2 separate regions of the Homo sapiens genome follow, and region 1 is linked to region 2. The links are chromatin loops, found by intact Hi-C in ENCODE. Cell type or tissue: GM12878. All regions are shown on one strand.

Region 1 (8,000 bases), 190 kb before region 2:
TGGCACGATCTGAGCTCACTACAAATTCCGCTTCCCAGGTTCACATCATTCTCCTGCCTCAGCCTCCCTGAGTAGCTGGTACTACAGGCGCCTGCCACCACTCCCGGCTATTTTTTTTTTTTTGTACTTTTAGTAGAGACAGGGTTTCACTGTGTTAGCCATGATGGTCTCGATCTCCTGACCTTGTGATCCGCCTGCCTCGGCCTCCCAAAGTGCTGGAATTACAGGTGTGAGCCACCACGCCCAGCCGTGATTTGCACTTTTTATCTTAGTTTGTAGCTTATCTTTTTATTATCTTAATAGTGTGTTTTGCCAAAGACTCTTCTATCAACTTTAAATTCAATAAAGTAGACTTTCTTTTATAGATTATATTTTTGGTATCATATCTAAGAATAATTTATAATAACACAAAACAGATATAAAATTACTTAGGAATAGTGTCCCTTGAATAATTTTAATAACTTTATTGAGGCATATTTTGCATATCATGTAATTTGCTCTTTTAAAGCATACAATTCAATGATATTTTAGAACCAAATTTACCAAGTTCTGCAACCATCATCATGAATCAGTTTTAGAACCTTTTTTATCACCCCAATATGATCACGTCTATATATATTTACTGTTATCTCCATTGACCCCTAAACCTGCTCTAGGAAACCACTAATCTACTTTCTCTGTAGTTTTTCTGGCACCATTTACCTTTATTAAAAAATCTTACATTGTGGGAAAAACATATAACATAAAATTTACTGTTTTAACCATTTCTAAGTATACAGTCCAGTAGTATTAATTATATTCACATTATTGTGTGACCAATTTCTAGAACTTTTTCATCTTGCAAAACTGAAACTCTATACCCTTTAAACAACAACTCCCCATTTCACCTTGTCTACCAGCTCTTGGCAACCAGCATTCTGCTTTCTGTTTCTATGAATTTGGCTTCTTTAGATACCTCTTATAAGTGGAATTATACAATATTTGTCTTTTTCTGACTGGTTTATTTTACTTAATGTAATGTTCTCAAGGTTCATCCATATTGCAGCATGTGTCAGAATTTCCTTCCTTTTTGAGGCTGAATAATATTCACCCTTAAAATAATATTGTATGAATATATCACATTTTGTTTATCCATTCATCTATCAATAGACACGTGGGTTGCTTCTACCTTTTAGCTATTGCAAATGATTCTGCTATGAACATAGGAGTACAAATATCTCTTTGAGACTCTGTCAGCATCATTATTTTGAAAAGACAATATTGTCCCCATTAAATGGAATCTTCACCTTTGTTAAAATCAATTTACCATATGCACATGAATCTAATTCTGGATTATCTGTTGTCTTTCATTGAGCTATATATTTATCTTTTTGCCAATACCAGTCAATCTTAATATTTTAGTGTTTTTTTCTTTTTTCTTTTTTCTTTTTTTTTGGAGAGAGTCTTGCTCTGTCCCCAGGCTGGAGTGCAGTGGTGCGATCTCGGCTCACTTCAAACTCTGCCTCCTGGGTTCATGCCGTTCTCCTGCCTCAGCCTCCTGAATAGCTGGGACTACAGGTGCCCACCACCAGGCCTGGCTAATTTTTTGTATTTTTAGTAGACACGGGGTTTCACTATGTTAACTAGGATGGTCTTGATCTCCTGACCTCGTGATCTTCCTGCCTCGGCCTCCAAGTGCTGGGATAACAGGCATGAGCCACTGCGCCCGGCTAATATTTTAGTTTTATAGCGTGTCTTAAATTTGGGTTCTATGAGTCTTCTAAATGTGTTTTTTCTCCAAAATATCTTTGGCTATTTTAGTCCTTTGCCTTTTCACATAATTTTAGAATCAGCTTGTCTATATTTACAAAAGACCTAGTGGGATTTCATTAAATTTATTTCTTAGGAGACATCTAAACACTCTTTCACCTAAAGACCTTTTGTGGAGTCTTTAAATCCAAGAAAATTTTATGTCTCTCCATTTATTTAGGTCTTCTTTGATTTGTTTTATCAAAATTTTGTGTTTCCAAGGCCTCATTGCACAGCAAAATTATCTGAAGTGTTTGTAAACTACAGATCTGAGGTATTACCTGGGAATATGTATTGTTAACAAACACTCCTGGTAATTCTGATGAAACAGATCCACAGAATGGTAGGCTGAGAGGAGTTTTACTTCTCTAGTTAGTGTCTCTGTATTAAAATCTACAGAGAATAGTTTTCTTTCAGCCTTAGCACCAGGAAAGGTTTATTTCTTCTGAATATCTAATATGCAGTTATAATATGGATAGTACAAGTATGTAAACTTGGCATGTTGACTTCTATTTTCTTTGTTGGCTTCTAGTTTTTATCTTTATATCGGAAGGGTAAGTATTTTTTGCCATACAAGATTATTATGGGACTCATATGATAAATATTGACTGAGCACTTACTGTGTGCCAGACACTTTTTATAGACATATAGGCATACCTCAGAGATGTTGAGGGTTAAGTTCCAGATCACCTTAATAAAGTGAATGTCACAATAAAGCAAGTCACACAAAGTTTTTGGTTTTCCGGTGCATATAAAAGTTATGTTTACACTGTACTGTAGTCCATTAAGTGTGTAATATCATTATATCTAAAAATGTGCATGTCTTAAAAACACTTTATTGCTAAAAATGCTAATGATTATCTGAGCCTTCAGCAAGTTGTAATCATTTTGCTGGCAGAGGGCCTTGCCTCATTGTTGACAGCTGCTGACTGATCAGTGTGGTGGTCGCTGAAGGTTGGGGTGGCTATGGTAATTTATTAAAATAAAACAAGAATGAAGTTTGCCACATTGACTCTTCAAAAAGTTTTCTCTGTAGATGCTGATTGATAACATTTTACTCATAGTAGAACTTTTCTTCAAAATTGAAGTCGGTCCTCTCAAACCTTGCTGCTGCTTTATCAATTAAATGTATGTAATATTCTAAATGTTTTGTTATTTCAGCAATGTTCACAACATCTTCATCAGGAGTACATTTCATCTCAAGAGACCATTTCTTTACTCATCCACAAAAAGCAACTTCTTATTCATTCAAGTTTTATCATGTGATTGCAGAAGTTCAGTCACATCTTCAGGCTTCACTTCTAATTCTGTTTCCCTTGCCATTTCCACCACATCTGTGGTTATTTTCCCCCATGAAATCTTGAACCCCTCAAAGTCATCCGTGGGGTGTTGGAATCAATTTCTTCCAGACTGTTAATCTTGGTATTTTGACCTCCTTCCATGAATCACAAATGTTCTTAATGGCATCTAGAGTGGTGAATCCTTCCCAGAAAGTTTTCAATTGACTTTGCCAAAATCCATCAGAGGAATCACTATCTATGGTAGCTACAGCCTAATGAAATGCGTTTCTTAAATAATAAGACTTGAAAATTGAAATTACTCCTTGGTCCATGGGCTGCAGAATAGCTATTGTGTTACCAGATGTGAAAACAACAATAATCTCCTTGTACATCTCCATCAGAGCTCTTGGGTGACTAAGTGCATGTCTCAATAAACAGTAATATTTTCAAAGGAATCTTTTTTCTTGAGCAGTAGGCATCAACAGTGGGCTTAACACATTCAGAAAACCATGCTGTAAACAGATGTACTGTCATCCCAGCTTTGTTGTTTCATTTACAGAGCACAGGCAGATTTAGTATAATTCTTAAGGGCCCTAGGATTTTCAGAATGGTAAATGAACTTTGGCATCAGCTTAAAGTCACCAGCTGCACTAGCCCGTAACAAGAGAGTCAGCCTGTCCTTTGAAGCTTTGAAGCCAGGCATTGACTTTTCCTTTTTAGCTATAAAAGTCCTAGATGGCATGTTCTTCCGATGAAAGGCTGTTTTGTCTATATTTAAAGTCTTCTGTTTAGTGTAGCCAATTTCAGCATTTACTTTAGCTAGATTTTCTGAATTACTTGCTGCACTTTTTATATCAGCACTTGCGGCTTCACCTTGCACTTTTGTATCACGAAGATGGCTTCTTTCCCAATCATCATGAAGCAACCTCTGCTAGCTTCCAACATTTCTTCTGCAGCTTCCTCACCTTTCTCAGCCTTCATAGAACTGAAGAGAGTTTGGGCCTTTCTCTAGATTTGGCTTTGGCTGAAGGGAATGTTGTGGCTGGTTAGTTTGTATCCAGACCACGCATACTTTCTCCATATGAACAATGAGGCTGTTTTGTGTTCCTATCATTTGTGTGTTCACTGGAGTAGCACTTTTAATTTTCTTCAAGAACCTTTCCTTTGCATTCACAACTTGACCAACTTTGGTACAAGAGGCCTAGCATTTGGCCTATGTCAGCTTTCCATTGATTTAAGTAAGAGATGTGCAGCCCTTTCACTTGAACACTTAGAGGCCATTGTAGACTTATTAATTGGCTTAATTTCAATATTGTTATGTCTCAGGGAACAGGGAGGGCCAAGGAAAGGGAGAGAAATGAGGGAATGGCCAGTTGGTGGAGCAGTCAAAATACACACGACATTTATCAATTAAGTTCACCATCTTATATAGACTTGATTCATTGCACCCCAAAACAATTACAACAGTAACAACAAAGATCATTGATCACAGCTCACCATAAAAGATATGAAAAGTTTGAAATATTGCGAGAATTACCAAAATATGACACAGAGATACCAAGTGAGCACACACTGTTGGAAAAATGGTGCCGATAGACTTGTTCTATGTGAGGTTGCCACAAACTTTCAATTTATTTTAAAAAACCCAACACAGTATTTGTGAAGCACAAAAAAATGAGGTATGCCTGTACATACCTCAAAATAACCCTGTGTAGTAGGTACTGTTTTTTGCCCACTTTATAAATGAGGAAACTAAGGCTCAGTGAGATTCTATAACTTATTTAAGATTGTACATTTAAGGCCGGGTGCGGTGGCTCAAGCCTGTAATTCCAGCACTTTGGGAGGCCAAGGCAGGCAGATTACAAGGTCAGGAGATCGAGACCATCCTGGCTCACACGGTGAAACCCTGTCTCTACTAAAAATACAAAAAATTAGCCAGGCGTGGTGGCCAGGCGCCTGTAGTCCCAGCTACTCGGGAGGCTGAGGCAGGAGAATGGCGTGAACCTGGGAGGTGGAGCTTGCAGTGAGCCGAGATCGAGCCACTGCACTCCAGCCTGGGCGACAGTGAGAGACTCAGTCTCAAAAAAAAAAAAAAAAAAAAAAAGATTGTACATCTAAACTGGGACGTAAATTTGATTTTTTGACTTTAGAGCCCAGGATTGTAACCATTATGTTATTCAGGACGGGCCATTATGTTGCAGGAACAAACAACTTTGAAACTTATTGCTTAAAATAACAAAGGTTTATTTCTTGTTCTTGCTACATATTTTTGGTTGCCTCAAGGTCTGATTCGTGTCATCATCACTCCAGGATCCAGGCTGACAGAGCAAATGCTATTACTAGCATTGCTGGTCACCTTGACCGAGGGGAAGAAGAGAGTTTGTGATATATTGCTCATTGGCTCTTAAAGCTTCCACCCATAAGTGACATATGTCATTTCCACTGAGGCATTGTAGGCCAAAGCCAGTCACATGGAGATACCTAACAAGTGTGTGTTGAGGGGTGGGACTCGGGGTCAGGCCTGGAATGCAATCTCACTATAATGCTGGGAGGGAGGAGAAATGTAGGTATTTGTGGAGCAGCACTAATGACTACCACAGCAGTTTTCAAATGTGCTTATTGACATAAAACTATTACCATGATTATTAATGTTATTCTTACATAAGAAGCAATGAGGTGGGTTTACATTTTTTGGCACGGTCTTTTTTATAAATCATATCATCAAGCCTACTTATGTGCTACAATTAAACAAAACAATAAATATATAAAACAAAGCAAATAAATGAGCAAGTTAGAATCTGAGCTGTTTTAATGGACAGATTTGAATGTGGCTTTCTTCTTATAGAAGGGTATGGTTTTTACCTTCTAGAAATATATTAAAAGAAAAAATGACACTAGAAGGAATTAAAGTTTAATAAATGGGGTTATATATACAAATTGGAAGAAATGCTGTAAACAGTTAAAGAGGTTTACTCTGATTTTGGGCCTGGCTGATTTGAGAGAAATTTCATGCATGTAATTGTCACAATGCCTAACATAGCCCTTTATAATTTTTAAACTGCTCCTACAGAATTACATGAACTAATAAATGTGAAAGAGCTTTCTGTAAACTGTAAATTCTTTGCAAATGTAATCATTATTATTGCATAATCTTATTTGGTCCTTACAATTAGCCTGTGAAGTAGATATAATGGTGTTGGTTGTTGTTGTTTTAATTGTTCCCATTTTATAGTTGAGGGAACTCAGGTGTATTAAACTACTCTCCATGGTCGTGTGGTTGGTAAATAGAAAACTCAGAGTAGAACTCCATCTTGTGACTCCTAGGTCAGCCCTTTATCCACTGCACAGTGCTGCCTCTCCAGCCAAATTTTTGGGTGTAACTTAAATACATAAGAGAAATTTAAAATGACCCAGTTGAAAGACTAAAGAGTGGCCGATCACGGTGGCTCATCCCTGTAATCCCAGGACTTAGGGAGGCCAAGGTGGGTGGATCACAAGGTCAGGAGTTCGAGACCAGCCTGGCCAATGTGGTGAAACTCTGTCTCTACTAAAAATACAAAAATTAGCTGGGTGTAGTGGCAGGTGCCTGTAATCTCAGCTACTCAGGAGGCTGAGGCAATAGAATTGCTTGAACCTGGGAGGCGGAGGTTGCAGTGAGCTGAGATCACCCCATTGCACTCTAGCCTGGGCGACAAGAGCAAAACTCCGTCTCAAAAAAAAAAAAAAAAGAAAAGAAAGAGTAAAGAATTCTCAGTTTTCCAAAACACAGCGGGCATTGTGCAGGCAAACAAGTCAAGCAGAACCTATTGCCTTCTGATAAGGAACTCCTGAAAGGACTGAATGTTCTAAAGCTTAACATTAATAGTAAGAAAATGATCTTTCCAAGGGGCCAATTAGAGGCTTGATAACCTGATATATTTTACAGAATGTCACAGCTCAAGGAGGCTGAAGAAAAGTAGTTATGCTGGCCTTGAGGAATTGCTCAAACTGAGTTAGTAGCATTGCTTCCGTTTTTATGAAAGAGAATGCCTTTCTAATTTTAGAGTTCTTCAAGAGGTGGCTGGGTTTTTGTGCCGAGGGAAACTTTTCTCAGTGCTCATCTCAAGAGATGCCTGTGAAATCATTTTATATCCTGTTTGGAAAAGGAAGACAATGTGGTAGAATTAAAAAAATGAGTTTGCATAGAAAGTTATCTTCCCCAGAAGAGATGGTAGAAATAGGGCTCTACAGCCATACTTATTACTTTTTTCCTGTTATAGAGCTATGTGTTATCAGTTCAATGCAGTTATTTGGATCCTTTAACTGTAATGTGTCTCCTGATGTTATGCAGTAAGAACTGTTTATTTAGCAGATCATTCAAGAAGGGACAGAGACTTTTTAACTCCTGGAGGGTGTTGGGTTTTTCCCAGCTTCTCAATAGCGCCACTGTAATTTATTTTGCAAATTCCAATTCTTAAAGCATTAAAAAGTAGCTCATAAGACAACCTTTTTATTTTCGAATCCATTGTTTCCTCTGGTAAAACAGTAAATATTCCAAATACAAAGACCCAGGGAAAAGAAGAGAGTTCCCATTAAGGACCTGAGGTCTCTTTACAGGCTGGCAATTACTGTGTGTAGCTTTGTTTAAGTAACTGAGGTTGGATTATGTCCTGAGAAGCCATTTTTCAAATTTCATTTTAACCAAAATTTTACATGTACTTTAAAAGTAGGAATTCCATCTAGAAAGAGAAAAACTTAGAGAAACCTAGGACACAAATCTGTAAAATTATCAAGTGGTCTGGTGGTTGCTAAGTCCTGGAAAACTAGGGGAAGATTAGACTAGAATTGAAGGTATTCTTTTCAGAACCAAATGCAGTGAGATTACTCTGAATGGAGAGTATATTTTTAAGACGTCCATTATCTACAGAGAGTGTGTAAATGTAAGGATAAAAA
Region 2 (8,000 bases):
TTCTTTGTAGAACTCCAGTAGATGCTTTTTGAATAAATGTATGTTTATAATTACCTTTTAAATTATAAGTAATCTGTAAATTATTCCAGCAGATAACCATATCTTTTTAAAAGACCATTCCAACCTTAGCTTGGAAATTCCCTTTTGTGATTAATTTGAATCCTTTATAATGCACTCTAGTGTAACTATTCTTAAAGATAAGTACTGTTTATTTTCTCTCCCCACTTCTTAAAAACTTCTTACACTTTTCTTCTACCTTATTTCACAATTGTGGTTGTTCTTCAAGGCTCTGTTTTCCTTTCTCTGTGCTCCTCCTGGTAAATTTATTGTTTTGGCAAGTTTATCTACTCTCCATCTTCAACTCCTTGTAGTTGCTTCTCAAATCTACTTTTCCATTCCTGTCCTAAGGACCTTAATACACTATTTTCAAATATTGGTCAGAATATCATCACTTGAGTATATTTAAATCTCCTCAAACTCAATGTTTTACAAAAAATAATAATCTCTTATACCACCCAGACCACCCACTCTTTGCATTCTTTTCTTCATTTTTGCTGTTTGTGTGTACTGCTGTTATCCATGGCTCCTATGCCCTGGAATCTTCTTTCTGACTTCTTTCTTCTTTACCCTTCATGTTCTATCTGTCCCCAAATTGTGTTGAATCTTTCCTTTGAATATTTTTGAGAGTCAATTTCTCCTTTCTGTGACCTCGGCAAATGGGCTAGTCTAGGAGATTATCTAGGCCTAAATTGTATGTATGTATGTATGTATGTATGTATGTATGTATGTATGTATGTACGTATGTATGTACTGAGACAGAGTCTTGCTCTGTCGCCCAGGCTGGGGTGCAGTGGCACAATCTCGGCTCACTGCAACCTCTGCCTCCAGGTTCGAGAGATTCTCATGCCTCAGCCTACTGAGTAGCTGGAATTACAGGTGTGTGCCACCACACCTGGATAATTTTTGTATTTTTAGTAGAGACAGTGTTTTGCGGTATTGGCCAGGCTGGTCTCGAGTTTCTGACTTCAAGTAATCTGCTTACCTTGGCCTCCCAAAGTACTGGAATTACAGGCATGAGCCACCATGCTTGACCAAGGCCTAAATTTTAGATTACTATTACCATAGCTTTCTAATTGCTTCCCTTGATATTATTGTTGGTAATGATGATAATAATATGATTATTAGCATAAAAGCTGCTATTTATGAACTCTTGTGTGCTAGGCATTGTACTAATGTACTTTTTGAAGATTAGTTTGATTCTCATAATGACTCAGTGAGGTATATATTAATATTACCATTTTAGAGATTAAAAACCAGTAACATACAGAATATACATAACTTGTCCATGGCTTCATAGCTAATAAATGGAAAAAGCTGGGATTTTAACTTTGAAGCCCATGTGCAATAACAATACCCTGCATTTTCCTGTTAGACTAATGCATTCTTTTCATTGTGTCACTCACCTGTTCCAGAGCATGTGAAGACTCCCATTGCCTGCATCAAGGATGAATTCCTTCATCTGATACCAAGACCTGCCATGATATTGTGCCACCATCTCTCCCCAACCTTATTTCTCATGACTCTCAATACCTACTCATTGTTCCATTCAAGCTGACTTGATCATTGTTTCCCCCTCTATTCCCAATGTTTACTCCTGCTTAATGATTTTGTCTAAATCTGAGATACCTTTTCCTCACCTCTTCAAATTCTGCGTATACTTTAAGGTCCAGTTCAGATCCCACTTCTCCATGAAGTCTTCACAAAATAGTCCAAAATGCAATGAGCTCTTGTTTATTATCTTAACTTCTCTGCCACATTAGTTTGTGTACTATACCACTTACCACTCTATGATGTACTCTTGTAACACTCTCTAGTATGAGATGATCCAAGGAAACATTTTAATTTTAGTAAAAGTTACCTTTGATAATGTTTCTTTCATCTTGTCTCCTTACCGTAATTCTCCTGCCTCCTAGGCATCAAGTAAATCTTCATGCTGTCTCCAGATTGCTAAGCCCTCACCCCTACCCAACTGCTGGTATACCCTGCCCAGACTCTTCTCAGGTTTTTCCAAGTAGAAGTGAATTGTTATTCACCCACTTCGTAATGCCCTTTATCCAGACTCAGCTAGGGAACCTATGTAAAAGTATATGTGATTGCTTGTACACCTTTCTGAGAGGCTAGATTTGAGCAGCAATTGTTTGTAAAGCCATATGTGCTTTGGTCTTTGAAATTTCAGAAAGTTGAGAGTGTGGAGTATAGCAGAGGGAAGTAAAGGATATGAAAGAGTGGGAAGGAAAATATATTGGGGCAGGTAAACCTTCCTGGCATCCATTAAAACATATCATGTAAGTCAGTCACTTCCAGTTCTGCCAAAGTATGAAGTTGGATCTCGCTGTAGTGTTTTCAGTTTTTTTCTCTGTAGCAGCAGTTCCCTGCCTCTAACCTGCAGCTACAAAGTATTGCCCTTGGTGCTTTCTGAAAAAAAGAAAAACAAAGTTTGGAAACTAAATAATTTCTCAAAAAAAATATATATATACCATTTTCAGATTCAGGTGCAGGTTTTATTTAAATACAAATATATTTAAGAGCATGACTGAATTCATAGCAACTTTTGGTCGTTGCCAATTTTCATACTCAGTGAACACCACCAGTATAATGCTATCATGGGCAGATCCACAGAATGTTGTCCTTTAGAAAGGATCTACAGGCCGTGTGTGGTGGCTCACACCTGTAATCCCAGCACTTTGGGAGGCTGAGGCGGGTGGATCACATGAGGTCAGGAGTTTGAGACCAGCCTGGCCAACATGAGGAAACCCCATTTCTACTAAAAATACAAAAATTAGTTAGGCATGGTGGTGCACAACTATAATCCCAGCTACTTGGGAGGCTGAGACAGGACTGCTTGAACCTGGGAGGCAGAGGCTTCAATGAGCCGAGATCACACTACTGTGCTCCATCCTGGGTGACAGAGCAAGACTCTGTCTCAAAATAAAATAAAATAATAAAATAAAAAGGATCTACAGTTTGAACTGTATCAGAAAATCCTTGAGGGCAAAGATTATGTCTTTCACTTTGTTCACATTCCCCAGCACATTCAACAACAGTAGTTTGATGGGTCTTTGGAGCTCTTGAATGAATGATAGAAAGAAGAAGTTGGATAAGGATTTTTTTTTTCTGTTATCAGTCCTTTCATTTTTCAAATAAGAGGATCAGATTAGGTGGTGTCCAAGTTCCTTTGTAGCTCTGGCATCCTAGGTTGATATGTACTTGACTATAATTGCAATGCTTAACTGTTTACTTTGTACTAGGGAAAGTTTGGGAGAAGGTAGTTCTTAGTACAGTTCTTAGCATCCGTGTGAACTTGGTTTATCCATTCTCAAAAGTGCTATGAATCATAGAAAATTGCTGGAAGGTTTCAGACACTTTCTGAATTTTCACTATACAACATCATTGTTTGGAGTGACAAGTTTTGCCACCTCAACAATGTGGTAAGCCATGGATTCACTTGGCAATTAGTGAGTTTTTGATTATCCATCTCTGTGGAAAATGGCCCAAACCCCTCTCTTGAACACAGATTCTTAAGAGTTGGAGGTAATACTGTGTCTATGCTCATGGAAACCAGTTAGAGGAAGGGTAGACAAATATGACTTCTGACAAGTTTGGTTTGGTTTTGCCTAGCCACATTTACACCACTTACAAGCCTAGCAAAATTGATCAGGTTTCAAGTAAGCTACCGCTCTCTGCCTAATTTTGGTACAGAAAAAGAACAACTTGCTCATCTGACCACAGACAGCAGCTCTGGCCAAGTAGCTTCTTTCTTTCTCTCTCTCTCTCTTCTTTCATAATAACCAGTTACTTCCGGTTTACAATCCAGATTCTGTCTCTCATTATCGATATGATCTTGGGCAAGTGCTTTTACTGTTTTGAGCCTCAGTTTTCTCTTCTGTAAAACTAGTCATATTGTTTAGTGGTTTAGGAATAGTGGCATATTAAAATGCCTACAGAAGTATCAGGTTTATAACATGCATTTAGTAAATGGAGATGCCACTGTTATTCCCTCCTTTTTTTCTTTTCTCCTTTCCTTTTTTCTCTTCTTGTTCCCTGTCTCTGTCGTGAGAAGAGAAATTATCTTTACCAATTTTCATGGAAAAGACTTAAGTGGCTAATGGAAGTATCAGCCTCTCAGCCTGCAACTCTTTCCCCATGTAATTTGTGATTTCAGGTTTGAAACTAGGGCACTAATTGTGGGTGCTTGGTGGCAAGTAACAGTTGGGGAAGAAATTAGTACAATGCCCATTGCTGCTTTTCAGTTGTTTTAGTGCAGGGCATCTGAACTAAGAGTTGTGTCTCATGTAGGTTGTTCCTGCAAAGTTATCTCTGAATCTTCTAGATTTACAAATCATTTGGTACCCAGCTGTTATGCTGAGTGATTCATGGTTATGGGTGCCTTGTTTCAAATGCTTGTCAGCAGTTTCTTCCCTGTGGTTGCCTTGTGATTCAGTTGTTTTCAGTATGTGTGCATCTCTTCACATTCATTTGGACTCTGCCTCCCCCAACTTCTGTCATGGAACAAATGAGTCAGTGTCTAATCGTGCTGGCTTGCCATCCAGTTACTTCAAGTTTCCTATGGTAGGTGGGCACCAGAGAAGATGGTGCTGCTGGCTCACAGAGGGGGCTGACTGTCCTGCTGCCAAACTGCTCTGAGAAGGGGGAAAAGAATGGCCACATTTCTCAGAATGAATATCAGGAAGCATTCAGTATACAGGAGGCCAAGAGAATGCACATTCTTGTTCAGTAGGTGGCAGTGTGGTCTGGCTTGAAGCAGCACAGCACATTCAGGCGTGTATTTTGCAGTGCTTTATCCCGATGTCTTTGACAGCTCCAATTTGAGATTTTATTCTGAGTATTTTAGCACCTTTTGTCAAGTGCTCTTAAAAAAAAAAAACTTCATTTTGTTAGAAACTTCTCTCTTGGTAGTGGGCGGCATGTTTGTGGCAAGTACTGTGATTTGAAGCTTTTGGGAGCTAGGTGGCTAATTACTGTTAGTTGGACATCTTGCCAGGTAGGCTGTACTTCTGTTTCCTAGCTGTGGTAAGAGGAGTTCTTTTCTAATGAATATGGTGGTTATTTCACTGACTTTATCAGTGGGGAATACTTCTTCAGCCTGTAGATCTTAATAGTTTCTCTGCTGAGGAGGGAGGCTCCTGCGAACCAGTGTGTCAACTCTGTTGGAGTTCATTCAACCTTCAGGGAATAGTACATTTGATATGGCTGAGCTTGGACTATAATAGCGCAGTGTCCTCTGAAAAGCTGAATATAGGGCAAATCCCAAACTCTATCTCTGTACCTTGCCTCCCACTGCAAAGCCCTTTTCCAGAATGGCTTATTTCTCAACACATGTAGAAATCCTTGAAAAGCTTTGCATTTCAGTAAGAAGCCTACTCTCCAGCATGAGGCCTGGGCAGGAGGAAGAAATTATGCCTAACTAGGCCACAGGCAGTGTAATCCGTGAAGATTTGCTTCCAAGCAACTGACTAGGGCAAGCGGACTACCTTAAGCAGCATTGATCTATTGGTTTTTCAAATGTGTTAGTTAGCAACTTATTGGCCAGCAATTCTGAGGACTAATTAAGTAGGTTTCAATATAGAGTTGAATGTGATTACACATTGTATACCTGTGTCAAAATGTCTCATATACCTCATAAATATATACACACACTATATACCCATAAAAATTAAGAAGAAAAAGTATAGAGTTGGAGTAGAAAAATCAAATCCAAATCATGTTTATAAACTCAAGCAAACTACCACTTTATATACATGTGCCTGAGTTTAGATATTTATAATGAAATTTGTGGTTTAAACTCAAAAAGTAAGAATGGGCTGGGCACCGTGGCGCATGCCTGTAATCCCAACTATTGGGAAGGCTGAGGTGGGAGGATCACTTGAGGCCAAGAGCTTGAGATCAGCCTGGGCAAAATAGCAAGACCCCATCTCTAAAGAAAAAATAAAAAAGGTAAGGATGATGGCTTGAACCTAAAAAGTCAACTTGATAACCTTTAGTGAGTCAGCAAGTCTTTTTGTTCTGCTTTTTATCTGTACAAGGGTAACAAAAACACAAAATTGTCTTATCTGTTCATTGTCAATAAAAAAATTACTACTATAATCAAGAAGTTTACAATTTCTTGGGATAACCCCATTCTCCTGCTGGACCATAATAATTCTTAGTGTATCTTTCTTATTTTTAGTTAAGATTTGACACCTTATAACTTCTGCTCCTAGAATCACACAGAATATTAGAATAATATCTCTTCCACATGATTAGCATTTGTACATCTCAAGACAGCACTGAAGTAATGCATTCATCTTTTTTTTGCTATTAATTCATTCATCCAGTTATTCAACAAATATTTATTGAGAACCTACTATATGTTAGGCATTAGGGTAGAAATTAAGGGTATATGGGTGATTAAAAGACACATAATCCATGAGTTCATGGATCTTGTGTCTAACTGAGTCTTTTTTTTTTTTTTCCAGGCTAAATATCTCTAGTTTCTTGAACTTTTCCACACATTGCATGGTTTGGAGTCCCCTCACAGCCTTGGTCACCTTTTCTGGACATGTTATCAATTTCTCTCTAGGAGTGTGAGTCCCAAATCACCCAAAGGAGCGATCTAACAAATGGTTAAGAGCTTTCTGGGTTCAAATAGCAGCTCTGTCTTTTACTATGTTATATTGAGCAAGGTATTTAACTTTTTTGGGCCTCCATTTTCTCATTCTTAAAATGAAAATAATAATGATATTCTCTGGGCTGTTGTGAGGATTAAACAATATAATGCACATAAAAAGCACTTCATTCAGGACTTGGCACCTAATGCTTAAAAAGGAACAAGACATCATTTTATTCATATTTGCTAAACAGCTTAAGATGGCATTATCATTTTTGGCAAATACATTCTGCTGTTATTGCCTCCAGAGGTTGCAATCACTTTAAACCTCCAAGTCATTTTCTATCTTTCAGGGAAATTACTTCTATCTTCCAGAGCTGTGCTCAGATGTCAAGCCTCTATCAACCTCTTTAAGACACGTTTTGACCAACTCTGTCTGTTTGACTGGCTTGTGTGTCATCTTCCTGAGAGATGGATGTAATTTCAGTGCCAGGATTGATGTCCTTGACTTGACTTTTTTTTATCTCTGGGTTTGCTAAGAATATGGAAATGTGCTTGTGGCCTCCCTCAGCTTTAGGATCTTTTCTGTAGAAGTACGGATTATAAATATAACACCTCAAGCAATAGGGGGAAAATGTTGCCCATTCTCTTTGTGCCTTGTTTTATTTATATTTAGGAAGCTTTTGATTAATATGCCTTTACAAGATGATTGTTGAATAAAATTAATCCCATTTCATAATATGATCATTTAATGATGGCCTGGCTGTTTTTGCCTGCTCCATCATTTTGTTTTAGGACTTTGTCTGGATTTCTATTACTGATTTCATTTTTTGGATGTAAACACAAATACATATAATTTACCCCTTCCCTCACTGCTCTCCAGGGATCTTTGACAATAATTCAGAGGGTGGGGAATCATGAGTGGGAATGAGGGTAGGGAGAGTAGAGATCAGAGCTGTGACTTGTATGCATTATGGAGATTAATATAACCCTGAGGACAGGGCTTTTTGTCAGTGTTTCTGGGCCAGAGTTAAATCAGGAACATAGGAAAATAGACCCGAGGGTGTACTAAGGATCTGAATTCTTTTCTCTTCCATTCTACTTGGTCCCTGAGAAAATCCCCAGCTACCCATGTGGCTCATATGCCGTTTAGCTCACTTTGATGTCTAAAATCACCATCATTAGAGTCATTCTTCTCTGGATAACATATTATCGGTATCCATGATCACTTACTGATTACTGTTGTTCATCAGCAGAGTTGGGGTTTCTGGTGTTAGGAAGGTCAGGAAAGACGAAAAATGTCCATGCCAAGTGGAGAAATGAGAAAGCAGTC

What was found. Peaks named below come from ENCODE experiments on the same cell type or tissue, not always from the same donor. Only the 100,000 strongest peaks of a DNase experiment are listed, where the experiment ranks them.
Region 1: it touches region 2 in a loop (1.9-fold over the local background); 1 of 110 quality-filtered maps calls a loop at or near these places.

What each region holds. Positions count from the first base shown.
Region 1 is chrX:121,111,387-121,119,386 of GRCh38, forward strand. No RefSeq gene overlaps it. Among named protein-coding and RNA genes, the nearest start is that of GLUD2, 68 kb to the left of the region's middle. In GM12878, no CTCF peak of the experiment used is centred here; no DNase peak of the experiment used is centred here.
Region 2 is chrX:121,303,911-121,311,910 of GRCh38, forward strand. No RefSeq gene overlaps it. Among named protein-coding and RNA genes, the nearest start is that of MIR3672, 63 kb to the right of the region's middle. In GM12878, a CTCF peak has its summit at 4,792 (motif pointing right); DNase peaks (open chromatin) are centred at 3,731 and 4,541; H3K27ac peaks cover 295 bases.